2 separate regions of the Homo sapiens genome follow, and region 1 is linked to region 2. Evidence: read pairs that join two places in POLR2A ChIA-PET (ENCODE). Cell type or tissue: PC-9. All regions are shown on one strand. Links, peaks and the distances in the headings refer to the core of each region. The heading gives the core; the rest is flanking DNA. Region 1 overlaps ERBIN (erbb2 interacting protein). Region 2 has its middle 40 kb from the start of ERBIN.

Region 1 (4,393 bases), core at 225-4,224, 51 kb after region 2:
TTAAATGATGGGTTTATCCAGATGTAAACCCATTGTAAATCGAGGAGCATCTGCATATTTCTATAATGCAATTCTAATCCAGCACCACCAGGTTCACTCTAAGTTGTTTTTTTTCCCCTTTCCATACTTGTAACTTATCTCTAACAGTGAGAAATAGTTTTGTTTCCATATGTTATGTGTGTGAGGAAGTTAAGGTAAACATTTGTTCAAACATTTTTGAGCCAGAAGTGTCTGCAGTCCAATTAATTTCTGAAGTATTTCTAAAGAGATAAAATTCCAAACTGTAAAAAGGCAAGTTTTAATTCCGTGATAAAGTACATTTATGTGAAATATTTCATTCCTTAGTAATTCTTGAGGCGACTGTGAAAGGAGGATGGAAGAAATCCAGTACTTTTACTCTTTACATTGGACAAGTTATTTGTGGAGATAATTGCTCAATTTCAGTATGAGTGCAGTGATTTTGATGCAGTTGTGTTTTTCTTTTTTATTCTTTTTTGGAGAAGGGTCTCGCTCTGTCGCCCAGGCTGTAGTGCAGTGGCATGATCACTGCTCACTGCAGCTTTGAACTCATGGCCTCAATCAATCCTTTCACCTCAGCATCCTGAGTAGCTGAGACTACAGGCATATGCCACCACGCCCAGCTAATTTTTCTATTTTTTATAGAGGTAGAGGTCTTACTATGTTGCCAGGATTGGTCTCCAGCTCCTGGGCTTGAGTGATCCTTCCACCTCGAACCTCCCAAAGTACTGGGATTACAGGTGTGAGCCACTGCACCCAGCTGTGGTTTTCATATATTCAGGTTATATTGTTTGCATGATCCTGAAGTCTTGAAGCACCTAATAATGGTGTTCTTGGAATTTCACACCTTAGGTCACTCTAGACTCTTTGTGGGAGCATGGAGGGAGGTCTGATGGAGGGGGGGTGGGGAGAGGAGGGTATGTTTGTAGTAGGACCAGTGCAAGAAACTAGTGATCTAAAAATGAATCTTGTTGCCAAGGTTATCACACAACCTAGAATAAGTTGGTTTGACTTTCCTCTTCCTTATAGATTTTGGAAGTGATTTAAGAGGCATATCCTTTGAGACTAGAATAAATCTCTCAGTCTTCTAGGAAAAGATAAGGATCTTGGCAGCATCAAATGGATCCTTTGGGTGCCCTATTAATCCCTGGGGACTTCAGAAGATTTAGTTTATTGTCTTGATGCTGACTGCAAAATAGCAGGGACTGTATATAGTAGATGCTTTTTGATTTGTCGTGGATACCTGGTATCAACAGAGGGTCCTGTCTGCTCTTTTAAAAGCCATTCCCAAGCCAGGGACCCTAGGAGTCATCTTTATTTTCCTGACCTTAGTAATTGAAATTTCTGTCGATTCTGTCTTACAAATGTCTACAGAGTGAGACACTTTAGGGTAGGATAGGAAGGCTGGATAAGGTGAAGGGCTTTTGATAGGCAGAGGGTAAAAACAATTACCTTAATCTGTTTTTTCCCCAATTATAAAAATAATCTTGCTGTAAAAATTCAAACATAGAAATATAGAACATAGAAGATGAAAATTCTCCACAATTCCATCTCCCAGATATACTCCGGTATGTGTAGTTAAAATTGATAGCTAGCTAGAATCAAATTCCCTCTGAAGAGTGTGTATCAATTTGTACTTCCATCAATGGTATATAAAATTACCTGTATGCATTTTTGACCAAAATGGGTATTGGTTGTCTTATAATACTTGTGGACATCTGAGAGAGGCAATATAGTATAGTATGTAAGAACATAAGTTTTGGAGTCAGATTGCCTGGATTTAAATCCACGACTTACTAATTATGACATTGAAAAATTAAATGTCAATTCTTTTAGGTATAGTACATATACAGTGTGCCTTTTGTGTTCTACATGGTTTTTATTGATGTGTTGCTTATCCTTATGCATTGGCTCTGGTGTTTGCCATATGGATGCTTAAATTTTAATGTAATCAAATTTGTCAGTCTCTTTATGCCTTTTGGTTTTAATGTTATTATTGGAAAGTATTTGCACCAAGATTATAAAAGTAATAACCTAGCTTTTTAAATTTTGGCTTAAGGAGTGAAAAAATAATCTAGCTTTATGCTCCCCAAATTTCTAACTAGTTGTAGTGCCGTTTGTTGAATAATCGTTTTACTTCTGAAAGTCTGCCTTTATCAATAGTAAATCCCCAAATATGTTTATACTATGTCAGGATTTTCTTTTTTTTATTTGTTGTGTTTTTTATGATACTATGCTATTTTGACCTCTCTCCCCTTCATTGTATATTTAATATCTGGAAGTGTTGCTTTGTTACTCTGCTTTTAAATGAATTTTCCAGGTGGACATGAATCATTTTTATCAGCTTCTAAAAATAATTCTTGGCCGGGTGCGGTGGCTCATGCCTGTAATCCCAGCACTTTGGGAGGCCGAGGCGGGCGGATCACGAGGTCAGGAGATCGAGACCATCCTGGCTAACACGGTGAAACCCTGTCTCTACTAAAAATACAAAAAAATTAGCGGGGTGTGGTAGCAGGCGCCTGTAGTCCCAGCTACTCGGGAGGCTGAGGCAGGAGAATGGCATGAACCCGGGAGGCGGAGCTTGTAGTGAGCCGAGATCGTGCCACTGCACCCAGCCTGGGGGACTGAGCTAGACTCCCATCTCAAAATAATAATAATAATAATTCTTGGTGGTATGTTGATTGAGAGGGTCTGCATTTGTAGATTAATTTAGAAGATCATTGATAACTTTACGATAGCATATCTCTTTCTAGGAAGATAGATTTCCCATTTATTTGATGTTTGATGCCCTTTAGTGGCATTTATGATTTTCATCTTGTCATATCTGTGTTTCTTGTTGATACGCATATTTGTTATTTTTAAGAAACCATATATTTTTGTTATATTTATTTCTAAAAACATTTTGGAGGGAGGGCAAGGGCTTCTGTTTTTATGAGGCTATTTCATCAATTGCATTATTATCTGGCTATTTAAATAAAGGAAGCAATTGAGTTTCATGTTTATTATCTACTATAGTGATGACTTTTGAAGAATTGCTTTTAGTATTTTAGTTGATATGTTTGTATTTTCTGGGTGTATAGTAATAGATTCGTGAGCAGGCATAGGTCTTTTTTTTTTTTTTTTTTGAGACAGGGTCTCGCTCTGTCACTCAGGCTGGAGTCAGTGGTGTGATCATAGCTCACTGCAGCCTTGACCTCCTGGGCTGAAGTGACAGGTGTGCACAACCCAGTTTGCATATTTATTTGTAGAGATGTGGTCCCACTCCGTTGCCCAGGCTAGGGCTGATTCTGTTTTGTTTTTTTTCTTGAGACGGAGTCTTCCTCTGTCACCCAGGCTGGATTGCAGTGGCGCAATCTGGGCTCATTGCAACCTCCACCTCCTGGGTTCAAGCGATTCTTCTGCCTCAGCCTTCCAAGTAGCTGGGACTACAGGTGCACGCCATCATGCCTGGCTAATTTTTGTATTTTTAGTAGAGACGGGGTTTCACCATATTGGCCAGGCTGATCTCGAACTCCTGACCTTATGATCTGCCTGCCTCAGCCTCCCAAAGTGCCGGGATTACAGCTGTGAGCCACCGCGCCCGGCCAGGACTGATTCTTTTAAGTAGAAATTGGTCCCTGCTACTACTCTTCTGCCCCTTGAAGGTGTCATCAGTCATATGAGAATGGCCTCTTCAACCTTGTTGTTCCTGAACTGGATTTTTATTTATCTCTAAGAAATTAATACTAATTATAAACATTTTCTTTGAACTGCTTAGTATTTAGTGTGATGTACAGTAATAGAGCTGGCCCGCTTTATCCATGGGTTACATATGTATGGATTTTGTAGTCATGAATTCAACCAATCATGAATTGAAAATAATTTGAGAAGAAAATCAATAAAAAAATACAATAGCCAGGCATGGTGGCTCACACCTGTAATCCCAGCACTTTGGGAGGCTGAGGCGGGTGGATCACGAGGCCAGGAGGTGGAGACCAGCCTGACCAGTATGGTGAAATCCCATCTCTACTAAAAATACGAAAATTAGCCGAGTGTGGTGGCGTGTGCCTGTAGTCCCAGCTACTTGGGAGGCTGAGGCAGAAGAATTGCTTGAACCCGGGGGGCAGAGGTTGCAGTGAGCCGAGGTTGCGCCACTGCATTCCAGCCTGGGCAACAGGATGAGACTCCATCTCCAAAACAAACACCAATAAAGAACAATACAGATCCAGCCCAGCATCTTCACCAAGAGAGGTGCCTCCGCTCTCCCTCTCCCTCTCCCTTTCCCTCTCCCCCCTCTCCCTCTCCCCACGGTCTCCCTCTCCCTCTCTTTCCACGGTCTCCCACTGATGCCGAGCCGAAGCTGGACTGTACTGCTGCCATCTCGGCTCACTGCAGC
Region 2 (4,393 bases), core at 316-4,315:
AAGAGAATATTTGAAATGTTCCCAACACAAAGAAATGATAAATGTTTGAGGTGATGAATATACTAACTACCTTGATTAGATCATTACACATTGTATGTATGTATCAAAATACCACACATACCCCACAAATCTGTACAATTATTATGTTTCAATTTAAAAACTTTAAAAAAAATACAACAAAAACTAGTTTAAGGTTTCGGGCTACTTCCTTGATGAGAGCTGGTTTCCCTTGGTTTATATGGCCTCAGGTGGTAGTTCTAATGGATTGCTCTGGCTCCTTTTATAAAACAGGGTCACACAGTCACACAACAATCCTTACTTGTAGTTTAATCCCACCACAGAGCTTGTTCTTAGACCAGAAGAGTCACAGATCCAGGGCCATTAGCTCCATGGTGTTCAGCAAAATCATTGCTGCTTCTAGTCCTTCCAGGCAGGAAAGGACTCTGACTTTGCTTTTGTGGCCAAGTCTTTCTTCCTTTCCTTTCCTTTCCTGCCTTTCTTTCTTCCTTTCCTTTCCTCTCCTCTCCTCTCCTCTCCTCTCCTCTCCTCTCCTCTCCTCTCCTCTCCTCTCCTCTCCTCTCCTCTCCTTTCCTTTCCTTTCCTTTCCTTCCTTCCTTCTTTCTTTTTTTTGAGATAGAGTCTTGCTTTGTCACCCAGGCTGGAGTGCAGTGTCACAATCTCAGCTCACTGCAGCCTCTGCCTTCTTGGGTTCAAGCTATTCTCATGCCTCAGCCTCCTGAGTAGCTGGGATTACAGGTGCACACCACCACACCCAGCTAATTTTTGTATTTTTAGCAGAGACGGAGTTTTGCCCTGTTGGCCAGGCTGGTCTTGAACTCCTGGCCTCAAGTGATCCACTGGCCTCAGCTTCCCAAAATGCTAAAATTACAGGCATGAGCTACCATGCCCGGCCTTTTTTTTTTTTTTTTTAATGGGCCGGGGACTGAACCCAGGCCTCCCATGTGGTGTGTTGCGTTGATGTGGCCAAGTCTTGTTAGTACCTAATCTTACCCCTGTAATTCCTCCTTTCCTTTAGGGTTCCAGACTTGCCCACTCCACTCCCAAATTTCAGGAAATGAAGTTCCACCCATGTATCCAGCACCTTGGCCTGGGACTATGTTCTGTGCCACTACATTCGTGGCACCCTTACCACTGGAGGAAACGCAAGGTTGCTCCTTCCTACACTGCTGAGGAAGGGGAACTCAGAGGTAAACTGGCCAATGCAGTTGGCCTATATAATGTGTGTGTGTGTGTGTGTGTGTGTGTGTGTGTGTCCCCTGAAAGTCAGGTTATTGTTGGCTTTTATTATCTCACTTCAAAGAATCCTTGCTGCTTCACATTTCACTCTCATCCTGGTACTGATGCTGTCACAGGTGTTTGAGGAAGAACATGGTTTATCTACATGCAAGTTATTTTTACTTTATTTTATTTTTTATTTTTTGAGACGGAGTCTTGCTCTTTCGCCCATGCCGGCTGCAGTGGCACTATCTCGGCTCGCTGCAAGCTCCGCCTCCCGGGTTCATGCCTTTCTCCTGGCTCAGCCTCCCGAGTATCTGGGACTACAGGCACCCGGCTAATTTTTTGCATTTTTAGTAGAGACGGGGTTTCACCATGTTAGCCAGGATGGTTTTGATCTCCTGACCTCGTGATCCGCCCGCCTCGGCCTCCCAAAGTGCTGGGATTACAGGCGTGAGCCACCGCGCCCGGTTGCAAGTTATTTACTTACCTGTCTTCCACATTAGATTAGCCTGCCTAGGGTAGGATGGTCTTCTCTCTCCCTCTCTCTGTCTCTCTCTGTCTCTCTCTCTCTCTCTCTCTCTCTCTGTCTCTCTCTCTCTCTCTCTCTCTCTGACTCATGGGCTGAGCATTATGCCTGGAGCACAGCAGCTTCTTAGTAAATGACAACTGCTATGTCACCAGGAAGGCACTGACTTCCAGGATATTCACCCTTCACCCTTGCTTGGAAAATCCTTTGCTGCTGGTAGCCACTTATCATTTGATTCATACTCAAACACAAAGGGAAAATAAATTCTGATGTGATCAGTATGACTGTTTTTGATGCAGAGCCAAATTTAGCAAATAGTCTAATAAAGATCTTCACTTTTTTATATAAAGGCTTAGAACTTCCAGAAGTCAAACAAAAAGCCTGTTTAAGGCTAAGCCTTCTCCCATCACTCATCACTATTCAACAACACCGTTTAAGCACTGAATATGCACTAGGTGCTGGGAACACAAAAGTTGGTGAGGAAAGGGTCCCTGGTTTCCTGAATGAGACGAATCATTCAGAGGAAAAGACTAACACAGTAACATAGATGACAATTCAACGTGATGTGGTGAGTGCTGTAATGAAAGGAATAAATGCAGGGTTGTGGTGGCTCAGACAGGTGAGGTGCCAGCTCTGCACAAGGCAACCTATAGACCTCACGTGGACGTCACTAACAAAAGAAATTAGCAGATGAGGGAAACTCCGGGAAACAGGATTCTCTACTTGCAGTTTGGGTGCCCTGGGAGGCAGACTCCGAAACACAGCTTAGTGTTTGGGATATTTATTAGGAAAGAAGAGAAGGAAGAATCAGGCAGAGGGAGAAGCCAAGCTGTGATGCCAGCCTGGCAGCCTCAGCCAATTCTAAGGGGAGCTCTGGAGCTGAAATGGCTCCTCAGGGTTATCCCACAGTGAGCCAAAGTAGCCAGACATTTGTACTCTCACTCCAGTCATTGGATAAGGACTACCTCCAGAGGGATGTAACCTTGGTAGGGGGGATTTCTGCAGCTGAGCCAATTTCTACAAGAACTGACAGTTGAAGGCTGTCTGTCAATTGCATTCCCAGCAGCTGAGACAGCAAATCTTTCCTCACAGGGGGATCTGGGCAGATCATCTCCATGTTCAGCATAGACTACCCCATGTGCTACTTGGATTCATTGCTTCATGTATGAATGGGGCTGTCTTCCTTAGAAGGGGAAGGTTGGTGGAACAAACTACACCTGCTGCTGTGACTGGTCTTGAGACTGCAACTGGTACTCACTTTATCTCTTCTCTTAACCATTCTAAAATCCCTGGGCCCTCAGCTAACATCTCTACTGGTTTTGGTGGCTTACCTGGTGGCATGACCCAGACTATCATTCCTAAGGGGAATGAGCCCATGGTCTCCATGTCCTTCTCAGGCAAGGGACACTTCCTTTGTCTATTTCCATCACCATTTGGCAAGGAGGTAACAAGGATGCCCAAGTAGATTACCTGAGTTCCACAACATAGTCGTCCATGTCCTATTGTGTACTAGCAGCCCTGTCTCTTTCTGATAATCAGTCAATTATCTTTGCCTAGAGAGTGACTCCTCTTCTTGTCTGCTGGTCCCTCAATGCAAGGAGCTCGAAGTGCTCAAGGACAACCTGCTTATGGTTCAACAGGACTCTTATTGTGTTTCCTGAAGGCAGTGTTCTTCCTGTGGGGATCAGAATCTCTAACCCTGCAGAAACTAATGCAATGCAGATGGGCAGCACAAAGTCCCTAGATGGGTCATTGGGAATGATAATAAGTAGGATCATTCCTTCTTCTGCCCCTTGGTTCTCAGTCTCATGATTCTTCCCACTGGGACACTGCACCCTGGAGGATAATGCCCCATCCTCACAAATTATTGGCTTTGAGCTGGTGCTTAAGCACGTTTTCAGCAAACCATTCCAATTCTCTATCTGGCTAGTAGCTTCTGGTTGGTTCGGTATGTGATGAAGACCAGGGAAATTCCAAGGTCATGGGCCCACTGTCACATCTCCTTTGCTGTAAAAAGGGGATGTGTTCTGGGCTGGGGGCGGTGGCTCACGCCTGTAATCACAGCACTTTGGGAGGCCAAGGCGGGCGGATCACGAAGTCAGGAGCTCAAGACCAGCCTGACCAACATGGTGAAACCATGTATTTACTAAAAATCCAAAAAAATTAGCCGGGCATGGTGGTGCCACTTGTAATCTCAGCTACCCGGGTGGCTGAGGCAGGAGAATTGCTTGAACCTGGGAGGCGGAGGTTGCAGTGAGCCGAGATCACACCACTGCACTCCAGCCTGGGGGACAGAGTGAGACTCCATCTCAAAAAAACAAAAAACATACAAACAAACAAACAAACAAACAAAAAATTGGTCTTCTGGTCAGATGGATATTATGTGGAATTCAGTTGGTGGATCAAATACTGCATAAGCTCTTGGAAGATAGTGCTGGCAGAGGCTCTGTAAGCAGGAAAAGCTAACATATAACCAAAACGTTTATCTATTACTGTCCAAAAAAATTGAGTGGAAGGGGCCCACTCTATTCAACTTCTCATCAAGTAGCTGTCTGGTCTCTTGGGGATGGTGTTGCAGTGGTGGCTCAACATTGGTTTCTGTTACTGCCATGTTGGACATCTGGCAAC

What was found. ChIA-PET counts read pairs that join two places held together with the same protein. Peaks named below come from ENCODE experiments on the same cell type or tissue, not always from the same donor. Only the 100,000 strongest peaks of a DNase experiment are listed, where the experiment ranks them.
Region 1: POLR2A ChIA-PET joins it to region 2 with 11 read pairs; 14 of 35 experiments call an interaction of 5 or more read pairs at or near these places.

The regions. Positions count from the first base shown.
Region 1 is chr5:65,935,247-65,939,639 of GRCh38, forward strand. All of the region lies in intron 1 of ERBIN (erbb2 interacting protein), which reads left to right. Among named protein-coding and RNA genes, the nearest start is that of ERBIN, 11 kb to the left of the region's middle. In PC-9, for the core only: no CTCF peak of the experiment used is centred there; no DNase peak of the experiment used is centred there.
Region 2 is chr5:65,884,232-65,888,624 of GRCh38, forward strand. No RefSeq gene overlaps it. Among named protein-coding and RNA genes, the nearest start is that of ERBIN, 40 kb to the right of the region's middle. In PC-9, for the core only: a CTCF peak has its summit at 1,816; DNase peaks (open chromatin) are centred at 1,520 and 1,920; H3K4me3 peaks cover 1,188 bases; H3K27ac peaks cover 2,085 bases.